Regions from separate parts of the Mus musculus genome. Here region 2 is linked to region 1. Evidence: chromatin loops called from intact Hi-C (ENCODE). Cell type or tissue: left cerebral cortex. All regions are shown on one strand.

Region 1 (8,000 bases):
TCATAAACACTAGCAGGAAGGTGGTAAGATGGAACAGCCTGCCAGGGCCCTCGCTCCCTGAGGGAAGTGTCTGCCGCACCCTTCTAGAGCTACAGAAATAGCCCAGGGCATGGCTGGATGCTACATTGGCTTTCTCCCTAAACCTTGTAAGTAGGCAATCAGGGTTTAACGACCCACACATTTCCAATTTTTTAGTTTAAAAAAATATATGCATATAATTTTTACTTCATTTAGAGGCTCATCTTCAAAAAAATAAAAAATAAAATAAAAACGACGTCATGACTCCCCCTCTCCTTCACGTTCCGATGAGGAAAACCAGACTATTTATGCTGCGTTTTAGGCTTTTTTTTTTCATATATAATTTTTCATATAAATGCACATTTTACCCTTCTTTCGGGGCGGAAATTTAACTTTTGTGGAAATGTGATGTGTGTTTAAATTACCAATTTCATAGGCAATATGTCTGATAATTGCGTAGAGATACCGAGTTAACTTGTAGCAATGAGTTTACGTGACAAAGGGACATCAGTTTGTTTGCAGTAAGCAGAGGATAAGGGAGCGGAAACTTTACTATTTGGGGAGGCGTGGGGTTGGGGAGGGGGAGGAGCAGGTTGGGGAAGGGAGGCCATGAAATTGCTTTTTTATAATTAAAAAGGGAATCTCGGATGTTTTATATCTTGAATATTTACAATAAAACCTTTAAGAGCTTGTCAAGAGGGTAATGTGTCATTAACTGGGGACTCTGCCGCACCTCTCCTCTCGGACATGACAGTGCCGTTAGGATAAGAGAAGAGTAATTATAGTTCGGCCATGCTGCCAGGTGTGATAAATGACTAATCAGCAGGCGGGAACCGCGGTTCTCAAAGGAGGACTATTACAGTGTTATCAGCTGCAGGCCTGGGTGTACGGGCCTTCGAACAGGGATGGGGACAGGACCTTGCTTCCTGCTCGCCTTGGCACTGGGCTCCTGAGCGAGCCCCATGCCTGGAGCGCGCCCCGTGCCTCTTAGTTTTGTCACCAGTGGCTTTGTGTGGCTGCCACCAGTGGGGAAAGCAACACACAGGGGCTCCAGCAATCTGCCTCCTGTTAATATTTATATAACACGTTCGCCAGCGTGGTGCAAGGCGGCTTTGCCCAGGGTGGGGATGGCTTTGACGGCGAAAGAACCTGTGAGCAGCCTGAAGACCATTGTGGGCCCAGCTGGCCTCTTGTGCTCCTCTCATGGCTGAGGGACACAGACATTACTGCAGTTGCCTTTGGTTCTTCTCACGTGGGGGACAAGGAAGCGTTGTTCCCTGAGCAGACTGGCAGCTAGGCCCTGGCCCCGGGAACATAGGGACGACATTATGGTAGTCCTTCTAGACACTTGCCCTAAAATTCTTTGACTCTGCTCAAAACAGAGCCCCACTCTGGATTTGATTTATTTGCTTATTGTGATCAGGAAATATTTCCTAACAACGTAGAGTAAAACAGGGGAGGGCGCCTCTGCATCTTTTCAGACAAACTGTGCTACACCAATCTGGTCGCACAAGTCCCTTGATTTTCCCCTCCCAGTGAGCTGAATGGTGGCCCTGGAGTGGCAACCCCATTCAAAAAGAACTGTTTGGAAATACACACCAGGAAACAGGCAAACGAATAAAGGGAGGTCCAAGGAAGGGGTGCATATAGTGTGTGTGTGTGTGTGTGTGTGTGTGTGTGTGTGTGTGTGTTTGAGATAAAACAGCACTTTTGATTCAAAGGTTATTTTTTTAAGGCTTACATTTTTATCAGTTGACATATTTTAACAGGGAGCCCTGACTGAAGTCACAAAAATTACGACTCCCAGCACCTAGCTACTTATCTGACAAACGCAAAGCCAGTTCTCTTGCTCGCATCACCGAGATCAGATTTCAGAAGGGGGAAGAAGAAGAAAAAAAAAGAATGCAGAGTGCCTTGCTACATTGTGTGCAGATAACCTTGCAGGCAGGAACTCCCAAACCAGAATAGAACCTTCCCTGAAATAATGGGCCGGGAAGCCCAATCACGTCACACTGTCATAGGCAGTGGGGGTGGGTGGGGGTGGGGTGGGGGCCGGAATCAAAAGGGGGAGAAACTCATTTCATCTCAGTTAATGGCAGGGAGACGCAGGCAGAGAAGGACTTTCACTGGTGCGACAAAGACTGGGGTTTTCTTCGCGGTCATGCAACATTTGCGCTTATACTGGGGCTCCTTTCAGAAGCCGAAAAGCCATTATTATAATGTGGAAAAGATGGAAAGAAATCCTCCCTTTTGGACACTGGAAGGGCAGATGAGGCGCAGAGCCGCTTTTCTTCTCCTCGGCCCCCTCTCCTTTTCCTCTCTACAAAATCCGCACAGAAAGGTTCCTGTCCTCCCCACCCCCCCATAACGGGCGAAGGATGCCAAGAGTAACTGTGCCCTTAGATAAACTGTGTGTCTTGGCTGCACACCTCCTTTCATGACTTAGCTGGCTGGGAAGTAGCACAAACGCCTTCTGACCCCAGATCCATGTCTCTAGCATTGTTTCCGAATAGCAGGTTCTAACGCAGGTGCACAGCCAATGCTTGCTCTAAGGGTTTAGCTGGGAAGATGGAAGTCCCTGCTGTGTCTACCCAGATGCCTGCCTGTCACCTACTGCCTGTGGTAGATGTGTGAGGATGCTTTCTAGTGGGCAGCGCACAAACTGGGAAGAGGAAAAGAAAGATTTTCTTTCTTTCTTTTTTTTTTTTTTTTTTTGGTTTTTCGAGACAGGGTTTCTCTGTATAGCCCTGGCTGTCCTGGAACTCACTCTGTAGACCAGGCTGGCCTCGAACTCAGAAATCCGCCTGCCTCTGCCTCCCGAGTGCTGGGATTAAAGGCGTGCGCCACCACGCCCGGCAAGAAAGATTTTCAATTTGTATTTGCTCTCTCTCTCTCTGATAAAGAATGCTGTGCTGTTTAGTAAAAACTGAGTTCTTTTGAAAAGGCTAGAGCTGAGCCTTGGGACTTGGTAGCTAAAAGTGTGCTTCCGTGACCTAATGCCAAGAAAAGAAGGTGCAGGGGAGAAAGGAGGAAAGAAAGGGAGAAGAGGAAATGAGAGAAGGGAAGATGCCCCCAAAGACTGGCTTGTCCTCACAGGGCTGACAGGAACAGTGAGATGGCATACCCAGCCAGCCTTTGATTCTCAGGCCTGGTTAAGTGTGAAGAACACCGATGACATTCTAGTCTTCAATAAATCACTATAAAAATGTTTATGGACCCTGCAATTTACTGTCTTTTAAATGCAAATTGAAAGGGGGGCAACCACTGCAAGTGTAAAGAAGACCCACCCGTGGTGGCCTCTGAAGGAATTAGAAAATAACAGCCGTCAATTTTCGTAGATGGTATGACCTCAAGTGGGACCATTTCAAAACGATTTTCACATCTGTGTGTGTGTGTGTGTGTGTGTGTGTGTGTGTGTGTGTGTGTGCGCTCGTGACAGCTCTGGTAATTTATTAACGATATTTCTGTGACTGGAAGGGAGATGGAGACCAGAGTGGAGTTAAACCTTGGCTGGAAAAGGGGTGGTATTTTTCACTTCTCCGGAGGAAGGAGGTGACTCAAAAGCCAGATCTCGAAAGTTATTTTGGCAAAATGCAAATCTTTCTATGGAAGTCAGCTCAGACATAGTTTTTGCTTCCCCCCGTCCCTCCTTTAAGCCGAGATGCATGTTCCTTGCATAGAACTCTCTATTTAGAAATATGGAAGACAAAGTCACCTTGAAAATAGCAGCACTGAGCCAGGTTCCTTTGCAGCTGTGTGCTCTGAGAGAGGTGGATTTTACTTTGTGGATGTTGTTTCTAACTGTGTCATAAAGAAGCGGGGCATAAACCATCAACTATGGGGCACAGTTCTGTCCCCACCCAGGTTCACCTAGTTTGGCTCAAATTTTTCCTTACACTTGACCCCAATGTCACTATGTGCAAAAACGGTTTGAATGAGTTGCAATGGGCAGGTGTATCAGTGAAGTGTTTAGCCTGGAGCCAGACCTGTGGGCAAGCAGCCTGAGAGTCTCTGGTTCTTCTCTCAATGCACTTTTACAGGGCCAGGGACAGTATGAGATGGTGACCCTCAAATGCATGGGGACATCTTGGGAAACAAACAGGGTACAGTGAAAGAAAGACCCACAGCCCACGGAAACGGGCGACTCTGCCGTTCTTCCAACAACTGCCTCCCCCTCTACTTCCCACCTGCCTCTGATGGAAAACACCCCAAGTCGGTACCATTTATAGAACCGTGGCTTGCAAACTATTTCCCCATCCCACAACACATGTGCCATAAACGCTGCTGAGCCGCATCCTCATTTGCTGTTGGAGAGAGAGAGAGAGAGAGAGAGAGAGAGAGAGAGAGAGAGAGAGCACATTTTGCTTGTTTTCAAACACAAGCTCCTCTCTGCACCTTGGAGGGTGAAGCCAAGATCTGTTCTCCCTGGCAGCCCCTCGCTGAAATGTGCGTCGCTGGCAAGCCCTGCCTGCTGATAGTGCCGTCAGAGCAGGCTGTCAGATTCCGAAGCATGCCACCATCTGCTTTAACAATCTAATGCTCTTCCATGTAGACATATGTTCAAGTGGCTTGCGAGCGTGCCGCAAGGGGCTCCCACTATCAGGGAGGAGGCAGAGGAGGCGGTGGAGGGGGAGGATACCTCTGCAGCAGGCCGCTGAAACCAACTGAAATAAAATTTTAAATGATTCTAAAGAAAATGTTCCTAGGAAGAACTTCCACAGATAAAATAATCTCTTAGAAACCCACTCCAGGATCAGCAACATGACTACGTACCTGCTATGTGTATGTAGATAATCAGAGAGATCTACAGAACCGGATTTTTTTATCCTCTTCCTGGTGACAGCCTACAGATTTTTTTTTTTTTTTTAAATCAGTATCTCCATTGAGCCTTCTGGGCCCAGCTACCCTGAGATTTCAACTCTACATTTTAATTTTCATTTTATCTATGTTGATGCTGGGGATGAAGTAAGTCCAAGATCTGGTGCATGGTAGGCAAGTCCGCCCCCAACATGCACGCCCCCATAGTCTTTGAAATGTTTCACTTTATTTATTTATTTATTTTGTCCTTCCTAACTTTAGCCTAAAGAATTGTGTCTGTATACAGTGGTGCTTATTAATAAACACACGTTGTTAATCACTCCAAGAAGCCAAGTGTGTGCTGGCTGTGTATTTGTCTCATCGCCTTTTCTTCGTCCCCTTAGAAGATGATGATGCTCAGGCAGACTTGAGGGAGGGCAGCAACTATAAAAGTCTCAGTATGTGTAATAGGTATGATATTGATAACAACAACAACAACAGCAACAATAATAATACCTCCACCTAGAATTTTGGCAAGAATTAGCTGACTCAGATGAATGTGGCCATCACAGTCCTCAGAAGAAGGAATAAGTAAATCAGCTGTTATTTGCAGCCAACCCAAAAAAACGGGCTGGGGACCGGAATAGATTTTCTATGCAAATTTCACCCTTCCTTCCTGGGAATGTCTGAATGTTTCACAAGCTGATGTGGAGCCTCCAAAATTCTTGAAGAAAAATTGCACAACAGGAATAAAATGGTTTTTTTTTTTCTTCCTCCGCTTGTACCCCTAAACATGCTTACCCTCTTTGGTCCTGTGGGCTAGCCTCTGCGTCCTCCTTTAGACTCGGCGACTTCAGTGAAACTATCTTTTTTTTTTTTTTTTTGCTGTTGTTGTGGTGGTGGTGGTTTGTTTGAATGTTTAGTTTTTCACCTTTCTGTCCTGGGGCCCAAAGCGGAGCATGGTGTCTACACAGCTGGTGCTGTACGTGTTTGCAGAAGGGACTTTGGACTCTTAAGAGTTTTAAGGACTTCTCCATTTAGGAATTCAGACAGACAGACAAGAGGAATGCTTAAACATATCAGTACTCATTCTGGGTTCACAGCTGGGTTCTCCCACCTAATATTAGACAGGTTCATAGATCTAGTGAAGCTTCAGTGTCTCAGTATGTGTAATAGGTATGATATTGATAACAACAACAACAATAATAATACCTCCACCTAGAATTTTGGCAAGAATTAGCTGACTCAGATGAATGTGGCCATCACAGTCCTCAGAAGAAGGAATAAGTAAATCAGCTGTTATTTGCAGCCGTCCGGTGTGTGAATGAATCTTGCCCGGATGGAATGACTGACTGTTGGAACACATCTGTCTGACCTTTAACCTTCGGACGCATCTTCGAAATCCTTCCCTGTCAGCATCTCTGAAATGCGAGCACTTTTGGAAGTTGTCCTTAGCCAAGTAGGGGTGATACCAAGCTTTGTTCTTATCTGTGCATTATGCAAACATACAAAGAGCCCACCAGGAATCTCGAAGGATAAGTGTTGGCCGCTTCCAAGAAAGTCTCAAAGATCATGGCAGGGGCCTCAGCCTTCTAGGAGCTAAGTGGTCACTGAAAGACCGGCACAGGTAGGTGTGGCCACTTAGACCTTGTCTGGTACAGTTCCATGGGCTAGAACGCTCAGTTCTGGAAGTGATAATCAAGATTAGCTTGCTTCACATAATTGCGAAATTCTTCTTCTAAGAAGGACCACACCCCCATGACTCCCAATAGTAAAAAAGAAAAGAGTCATGCTGGCAGACGCTTGATCTTCGATGATTCAGAGTTACAGTTATTCTGGGGATAGAGGACTTTGAAGGCGGAGACATTTTAGGAATGCCATAATAACTTTTTTCTACAGTATTTTCACTTACATTTTTATTGTATACATAAGAACTATCTATAGCAAAACCTACGTTCTCGGTCTGAAAGAGATCTTGAAATAAGTATAATTACACAAATTCTAAGTGATACAAAAGGGTCTTGCCCTTCCCCCCCCCCCCCCCCTTTCTACACAGGGAATAAATCCCAGAGCCTTGTGTGGACTGGGCAAGCATGCCACCACTGAGCTACATCCCCAGCTATATGGTTGATAGAGCATCAACCAACCTATCAGGATCTCGAATCACCTAGGAGGCAAACTTCTGAGCATGCCCATGAAGGGAGTATCTGGACCAGGTAAACTGAAGTGTGGAGAGTCAGCCCTTAAGTATGGGTAGGATCACTTTCATGGGCTTGGGCCCCTGGATGCCCAAAACCAAGAAAGCAAGCAGAGTACCAGGATTCATCTCTCCCTGCTTCCAGACTGTCAATGCCAGGTGACCAACCACTCCACACTTGGGCTGGCATGCTTCTCTGCCATGGTGGACAGCACCCTTGCGCTGTGAGTGAGAATAAACCCTTTCTCCTCAAGTTGCTTCTTGTTGGGTATTTGCTCACAGCAATTGAGGAAAGCAATGAGCTGGCCATTAGTTTGTAAGAGAGAATGTCATTATGTAGCCCAGGCTAGCCCCTGACTTGCCATCCTCTTGCCTCTGCCTCCTGAGTACTGAGATGACGAGTGTTCTTCCACCATACCCCATAGGCCATATTTTAACATACAACACTCTCCCTTCCTTTAGAGAGTAAGAAAGCAACAACATCTGTAATCTGACAGACTTAGGAAAACTGACAGGCTTAGCCCTCAACTAGAGTATTTAAATGGTTCCTTTCTCCGGGCGTTTGGGGCGTGGAGCGGGCCTTTCACCTGGGACCTGACTCTCCAGAGTTTGCTCCCTGCCTGCTTCTTCCATCCCGTTAGCTGGGTTCCTGGATGTATCTCAGCAATTCCTCATCAATGCCACACCCCACCTTTGCCTGTGATATTCCCCATCTTCCTTCTTACTCTTTATGTCCTCTTTGTGGTAGGTCGAATAAGGGCTACCAACAATGTCCATGTCATAATGCCCAGATCCTGTTGAGTATCTTAAGATTGCAAACAGGGAACTGAAGTGACAGAAGAAACGAAGGTCGCTCACCTGCCGACCTTCAGCGTGGGAGATGATTCTCAATGGCCTGGTGGGCCAGATTTTCTCACCAGTTTCCTACAGTGGGGAAGAGAGATGCTGTTGAATCACAGGGAATTGCACAGGCAAAGGATTAGACTGG
Region 2 (8,000 bases), 180 kb after region 1:
TGAGTGGAAATGATGGACTCACATACTCTGAACTCCACTGCCTGGGTTCAAACCCCACTTACTCAGGTGACTCTGGGACAATTCCTTAAATAGGAGGGACTTGCTCCCTCCTCCTTATGGTGATTAGTAACAGTGTTCACCATATAGCTTCATTCATTTGTTTTGTTTTTGCTTGGGTCCTGGGAAGGAGTTTTAGACATGGTTTCATGTAGCAGCCGGTCTAAAAACTCTCTATATCTCCAAGGGTAACCAAATCTTCTCTTTCCGAATATCATGGCATTTCCACGAAAGCTAATCAAACTTCCTCCAGTGATCCAAAGATGTAATTGCCATCAATCACATTCTAGCATCTCTGCTGGTCAGCTTTTCCTGACAACTTGACAGGACCTAGATTCACCTGGGAAGAGGGCCTCAATGAGAGATTATCTAGAGCAGGCTGGCCTCTGGGCTTATGTGTCAGGGGTTGTCTTGATTGTTCACTGATGGAGGAAGAATCAGCCCACTGTGAGCGGCACCATTCCCTAGGCAGGTGGTCCTGAACTGCTTAGGAGGAAAGCTAGCTGAGCATATAATTAGCAAGCCAGTTGACAGCATGGGTGCAGTCACCTTTGCTCTTGACTGTGAATGTGCTGAGTGAGACCAGCTGTCACAAGCTCCTGCCTCAGTGACGTTCACTAAGTAATGGTCTGTGGCCTGGAACTGTAAACTGAATGAACCATTTCCCTTTCCTAAATTGCTCTTATGCAGGGTGTTTTCTCACAGCATCAGAAGTGGGGCTAGAGCAGTGCTCCAAACATTGATCCCACAAGCATTTATTGAATACTTGTAGGCACTAAATTCTTCTCTAGTCCCCAAAGACTTTTCCTTTCTTTTATATTACAAAACATACAAACCGAAACAACAACAAGCTCTACAAATGAGTCTGCCTCAGGGTGATCGCTCTCTCTGTGTGGGATGTAGGCTTCAGACATAATGAAGTTTACATTACACTTTATCTCTGGGTGCAGTGATGGTCTTCAGGCAACAGTCCTCTCACTTCTTGTGTGGCTCTCCATTCTCCTCCACGGATGACCCATGATTGACAGTGGTAAAGTGCAGTCCTTCTTTCCTGTATCCTCTTCCTAGCATGTACCACAGATGCACACAGAGAAGGGGGAAAGGGAGGAAGGGGAGGAGGAGGAATAGGGAGAGGGAGAGGGAGAGAGAGCGAGCTGGAGACAGGAGAATGGATGAAGGTACGTAAAGCAGAGCTGGGCGAAGAGTCCCCTCCTGTCCTCCATGCAGGAGAGGAAAGGTCTGGGAGGCAGGTGCTGGGTGAGTCCTCCTCTGTGGTTTCATACACAGCTCAGAAGTTATGACTGCTGCTGCTAAGCGATATGCCCTCTTTTTTTTTTTTTTTTTTTTTGGCAATCACATGACTTCTTTTAGTTTCTGGATTTCTTTTCAAGATTTCCTAAAATCCCTTTCCTGGAGGGTATTTGCATGGTTACGGGGCACAGCGTGCATTGTCAGAGAAATTACAAATTGCTAATTGAAGCGCCTCTGAGAATCATTTTCCTTTTGTTTTGCTTAATTTTCCACACTTAGGAGATCAAACTTTCAGTTAAATGTTTATACAGCAATTCAGCCCTTGCAAGCCATCTGTTGCCGAGCGGGATCTCTAGGATGCACAGTCTCGTGTGCTGGGTTGAGCCTTTCAAATCTCTTTGCACGGAGGCAGAATGTTTAACCCATGCCAGCAGATCACCACTTTTATTTCCAAATCCCCTGCCAAACTCTCATCGATCTCCATGGGTCGCGGATGGAGAGCATTGTGGGTTGTCCTCTATCAGTGGCTCAGAGCGCTCACCTCTCTCGCTTCTCCATTTCTATCATGGAGAAGGCACTGAGGGGTGCAGGCAGCATCCTTAGCATCAGTGCCCACGCTGCTCATGAAGAGCTGAGCTAACACGCACCGGAGGGAAAATATTGCTTCTCACAAATGCTCAATAATTATAGTCTTTGTTGCATTCAGATCCATATTGTGACACATAGTGGAACATCTTCAAAGTCTGTGTGGAAAAGTTAACAGATACTTGCTGGTGACAGTGAAAAAAAAGTTACTATATGGAGAAGAAAACTGCATAAACAGAGAGACATTGGTGGCAGCTGGGCTCAAGGCTCTGTCTTTGTGTGTGTGTGCGCGCGCGTGTGTGTGTGTGCACATGTGCACACAGCTATGTGTATAAGGGCAGGTACACACGTGCCCCAGAGTGGGTGTGGAGGTCAGAGGATAAGCTCTGTTGTGAGTCGTCATTTTCTACCTTGCTGTGACGTGGGCTCCTGATGCTGTTTTCCCACCATGTAGCGAGCATGAGAGCTCCTGGGAATGCTTCTGTCTCAGATACCCACCCAGTCTTAAGAGGGTTGAAGTTACAGATGCTCACATTATTGAGGCTGGCTTTTCCTTGATTTATTTTGGGATTTGAACCTGGGTTGCAAGTGCTTTTCCCCAGCTCCTTGGGGGAAATTTCTAGCCAGCGTGGTATGTTGGCTTCGAGAAGACCTGGGTGAACAGACTGCATAGCATATTTCTCAAAGAATATTTATTCGGAGCAGTTCCTCTTCCAATCAAAGGGGCCCGGGATTCTCTTTTTCTGAGAGCTGTCGACCAGTGGACACAAAGAGCAGGAGAGAGTGAGTCTTCCATCCTATCTCCCTGATTTGCTTGTTTGCATTGAAGTCTTCGGAGCATAAAATCGTTGCCTCCTTCCCACAAAGGTTAGGGCAGTTGTTCTCCATCTTGAAATTGAGCTAAGCAAGGTGTCTGTTTTGTTGTTGTTGTTGTTGTTTTGTTTTGTTTTGTTTCCTTTTGGTGATTTAACTCCTTATACATTCAGGGACAGAGGGTATCAAATGTTTGAGTCCCTGTGTTTAAACACTTGGTACTAAACTGTTTGAGAAAGTTACAGAAGCTGCAGAATATAGAGCCTAGATGGCTGCCTGAGGTGGGTCACTGTGGGTGAGCCTGTGAAGGTATAGTCCAGCCGTGGCTCCAGTTTAAGCTCTTTAGCCATGATGGACGTGAAATACAGTAGCCACCTACGCCCACAGGCAGAGCCACTGCAGCTGTCTTGCCTTGCACATCACGATGGACCATACCCTCCAAAACAGTGAGCCCAGATATATCTTAAGCTGCTTCTGTCCAAGCTCTGTCTCAACGATGAGAAAGGTATCTGATTCAAGGGAGATGAAGATGTCCATCTACCTGGGAGCATCAAACGAGTCCCTGTTTTATCTTCCATGGAAATGTCTTCATAGCAAATTGTTTTTGGATTAAAAAAAAAAAACTAAGAATAACTGTCATAGAGTCATTAAGCATAGATTTCTGCCTGACGTTTGGATGTGAAGTTTAAAGACTTCACACAGGACTTATTGATGTCTCTGGATGCTCAGCACACCGGGAACTTCCTTCTGCAGACAGCCTTAGGAAGCTTCACTGTGTGGGCTCAGAGATCCAGCTAAGTAAGCAAAGGACTTGCCAAAGGCCTGGGTTTAGTCCCCAGCACGGCATAAACCACACATGGTGGCACAGGCACTTGGAAAGTGGGGTAGAAGGATCAGAAGCTCAAGGTCATAGTAAGTTTGTGGGCATCGGGGATGCATGAGATGGCTTTGAAAAGGAATTCTTAGTGCTAGGAGTGTAACTTAGAGGTAGCATTCTTGCCTAATATATATACGCAAAGCTCTAGGTTCAGATCCCATTGCAGCAACAGCAGCAGCAGCAATAACAACAACAAAATATTATGATATTTTCAACTTGGATGAAACTGGAATAAAGATTCAATAAAACATCAAGTCTGTTTTGTCAAGGAAGGGAAGTCGTTTAGAAGATACACTCTGATAATTAATTTGTTGAGTTTTATAGAGCAATGGTCTGTGAACTGCAGTCCATGGGCCAAATCATGTTGCCTGGCTAGGCTTGTGTTGGGAGTTTTATTAGAACACGGCTGTAGCTACTCTGGCACTACAGCAAATGGGTTTATTTCTTAAACCAACACACCCTGCTATTTACTGTCAACGAGTTCACAAAGAAATCCGAGGACTTGTAGGAATCATTAGCCCACTGGAGGTACCTGCACGTATTGAAATGCAGCTGAATTTGTTTGTCCATATATTTAAAGACCAACAAATGAACAATAAGATTCTGCGAAAGGTGGTCAAAGTAGGATTTCTATTTCTTGGAGGGTAAAGGCAAGAAGAGTGCAAGTGAAATCGGGGTTTAGGTTCTGAGAAAATATCTGATGCCCTGAGATTTTGCTTTTCTGAGCATTTCATGTGTTTCAAAGTAGCTACACCGCATAAAGAAAGGACCTTTATCTTTCCCTACTTAATAAAAGCACCCCTCCCCCGTAGTCTTCTAACTTTTGGTTAGTCAGAGCTCAAACCTTATTCAATTGCTGTAGACATCACTTGGGAAAAGCTTCCATCTAATCCTGTTTGGGACGAGCAGAAAAGTTTTCAGTGTACAAAAACCACCAAATAGGCCATGACAAAAAATAAATATCACCCACCCACCACCTGGCAGGGCTGGGATCAGCCCAAAGTATCAGAGCTAAAGGAGCCCAGGCGATGTAACAGGAGAATTCACTGAATAAGCACCTATTTAAAAGACGGCATAATGTTGGGATGCATGTTTATAAACCTTCTCTTCAGTGGAGAAGTACTTAGTGCCACAACCACTTTAAACAAAATTAGTGGAAAAAACAGGGAGTTTTAAGGAGTAAGAGATCAGGTATTCTTGGCTCACCACACATCAAGTGATTGAAGCTAAAAATGGCTTTAAATACTGCAATGGCTTGAAACGCCTTACATAAACTGACCAGGAATCTGGGGCATTCGCACTACAGACAATTTTCTTCTCCTCCGGATAAGGGATGGGAATTAGTCATAGGGGTATTTCCAGATAATGTAGTTAACACCTCACACTGTATTAGGTAGGCAGAGGGCTGTGCTCCAGGGAGAGAAACTGCTCCTGCCAGCTCTCACAAGGAATGTGGGTATTTTTAAAGTCTGAGTGACCACTAGTGAGTCATGTCCACAGCATGCCTCCCTTTTGGTGTAAAATAACAAGCAGTACTTCCAAACAGTCATTTAGTTATTTGTTCAGTTCTTAATTCATCTATTCATCCATACATCCATCCATCCATCCATCCATCCATCCATCCATCCATTCATCTATCCAGCTGCCTATCCATCCATCTATCCATCCATTTATCCATCTACCTGCCAATCCATCCATCCACCTGTCCATCCATCCATCATCTATCCATCCATCTACCTGTCCATCTATCCATCCATCCATCCATCCATCTATCCATCCATCCATCCAACTTTTCAGTTCCCCATTTGTTCATCCATTCAACAACATCTACCTGCTCATTCATTCATTCATCTCATGGTTATTGAGGTGGCATTAATATGTTAGTAAAAAGAGGCAACAAAATACCAAGACCTGATGAGACTGTACTTCCCTGTAGTTGGACTCCATCTCTTTCTCTGCCTACAGGCAGAGTTCTAGGAAACAGTCCTGATCCCATTTTCCCTCCATCTCAAACCCACTCTGCAGGCAAATGCAAACCCTGTAGGCTAGGAGCCTTGTAGAAATCTGTACCTGGAAATGAAGTCCAACGATAAAAGGAAGGCCCAGAGACCTGAAGAGGCATGCTCTAAGTTCCATCTCTGTTGTGTAACATAACTTCAGAGACAAGGCATGAGTTCAAACCAGACCTGATACTTAGGAGTTGTGTAGACTTGAGCAAGTAGTTTCCTCTCTCAGTTTTCTGTAACCTGGGAAGAAAACAGCAAATCTTTTCCACCAGGACCACAAGGGAGTAGGACAGGGAGAGTGTACATGTGTTCCTCTAGTCTGCTGACTGCCTCATAGCCAGCCTTGTATAAGAGAAAGCTTTATGTGAGTCACAACTTATAGGGAAGAATGTTGCCCAAACCACATCAACAGTAATTCAAGAACAAAATAGTCAGGCTCTTACATTGTTTATGTTTTTTTTTTTTAATCTTAGATCTGTTTTTTAAAAGTACCACTTACTCAACTCTTCTGCTAGAACTATTTGATGAGTAACTACTGGGTACCTCAAATTGGGTGGGGTGCTGGGCCCCTTCTTCGTGAAGTTGAACCCTGATAGCACACACTAACCAGCCTCAGATTGATGGGCACTGGGGGTCAAGAGCAGTTTGTATCGTAAGTTCGCAGACGAGGGAATGATGATGGGTGGGCTGTCCTGAGGGAGGATGTCCTCTTTCTGTGACATCATGTGAAGTCACAGAGGCGTTCCTTCAGTCCTTACCATACCGCGCATAGCTCTGCCAGCTCCTTCCATGACCAAGCTCTATCACGTACAGTGGCTTATTTCTGTCCCTTCCTCTGCTAGAGGTCCCACTCTGCTGACTCAGGGAGTTGCTACTTTTCCAACTCCCAAAGGTTTCTTGATCACCAAGTAAACGTTTCCCACATGTATTAGACTTTTAGTTTCCGAGACAGGCACCAATGTTTGAATTGAATCCACTATGCTTGACCAGAAACCAGTTGTGCTTCCTGTTATTGGGGGGGGGGCGATGAGTATGGGTACCACGGGAGGAGGATAGATGCTCTGCTATCACCACAGCTGGTCATTATCTGTTGAGTGTAGACTGTGAGCTAGCACCACAGGAGTATATTCTGTGCACCGTCTGATTCCATCTTTAAAATGAATCAAATGGGTTGAGTGTCATGATCTCATGAGAACAAGCAGGCAAAGTGTGTTTCAGGTGGTTTCCCAATCACCCTGCTGGTCGAAGGTTGAATGAGAGGTTGGGTATTCTAAGCTGACAAAGACGGGCACTTGGCAGGGTGCTAGGAACATGGTCAGGAATGCATACCTGTGAGGGAATGTGGCACATGGAAGGGTCAGTGGGAGGACTGAGCTGTGATGCCAGAGTACCAAGTGTTTCCCACAGTCCTGAGCAGACTCTGAAGCCAAGATGGCTTTCATCTAAGGTACCAAACCATGAAACGGATGCTCTCAAGTGGGATAAGGAGACAAGAGTATCGTTGATGGAGGCTGCCTCCTGGAAAGGATCTAGATAGGGCAAGGTAGCTCACCTGGGTTAAGCAAAATCCCTGAAGAGGACTCATCCTTCAAAAGAAAATACCCTTGTGGCCTAGAAATCACCTTGATGCAAGATGGACATTTCAGCAGAATCTCACAGCATCCACTGCTCTAAAGCCATGCCTGGAGTCCATGCATGGAACAGGCTCAGGAAGGAAGAAAGTGACAGGGAAAGCTACACAGGTGGGTGGACATGGGAACATATGTTCTCTGAAGGAGCCAGCCATGAGAGAGTTTGAGACTCATGAGAAAATCGAGAGTGAAAATCAGCAGCTGCAACAATTTCACACTCTAGATTCTAGTGTGCTTGGAGTGTCAATCAAGTAGAAAAAGACTATTGCTTTTCTCTTTTCCATGTCATTGGTTTCCAGTGTGTGTGTGTGTGTGTGTGTGTGTGTGTGTGTGTGTGTGTGTGTGTGTCTGTGTGTCTGTGTGTATTCATGTGTATTTATATTTGCTGGGGAGATACTCATGCAAACATGTGTCCATCCTTGTAGAAGCTGACGGTCATCCTTAGATGTCATCTCTCAGAAGTCACCCTCCTTGTTTCCTGAGATAGAGGCTCCCACTGAGATCTAAGGAACTCCTGTTTAAGTATTGTTTCTGAAGGGGCTATGATATCACCAAGTCCTAGGGACAGACGCTTCTCATGCAGTCTCCTGTGTAGGAATCTGCTTGTGTCTTCAGTTCGGGAAGTACCCAAACCAAAGGCTGCTTCATGGTTTGTCACCTTAGATGAAGTATCAGAGATGCAGTATGAAGAAACATCTGGTTTTTCTCTGGGTCTCTGACCCCAGGCCCTTCAGCTTAAGAGCATGTCACTTAGCTGTGTGTTGGAAGCTCCTATGTGCC

Evidence for each region. Peaks named below come from ENCODE experiments on the same cell type or tissue, not always from the same donor. Only the 100,000 strongest peaks of a DNase experiment are listed, where the experiment ranks them.
Region 2: it touches region 1 in a loop (15-fold over the local background); 3 of 42 quality-filtered maps call a loop at or near these places.

Annotation. Positions count from the first base shown.
Region 1 is chr8:115,149,763-115,157,762 of GRCm38, forward strand. The region is part of intron 8 of Wwox (WW domain-containing oxidoreductase); the gene reads left to right. Among named protein-coding and RNA genes, the nearest start is that of Gm39257, 190 kb to the left of the region's middle. In left cerebral cortex, no CTCF peak of the experiment used is centred here; DNase peaks (open chromatin) are centred at 23, 1,173, 3,689, 4,554 and 2 more places; H3K27ac peaks cover 350 bases.
Region 2 is chr8:115,329,215-115,337,214 of GRCm38, forward strand. All of the region lies in intron 8 of Wwox (WW domain-containing oxidoreductase), which reads left to right. Among named protein-coding and RNA genes, the nearest start is that of Gm39256, 310 kb to the right of the region's middle. In left cerebral cortex, no CTCF peak of the experiment used is centred here; DNase peaks (open chromatin) are centred at 1,730, 4,944, 5,862 and 7,345.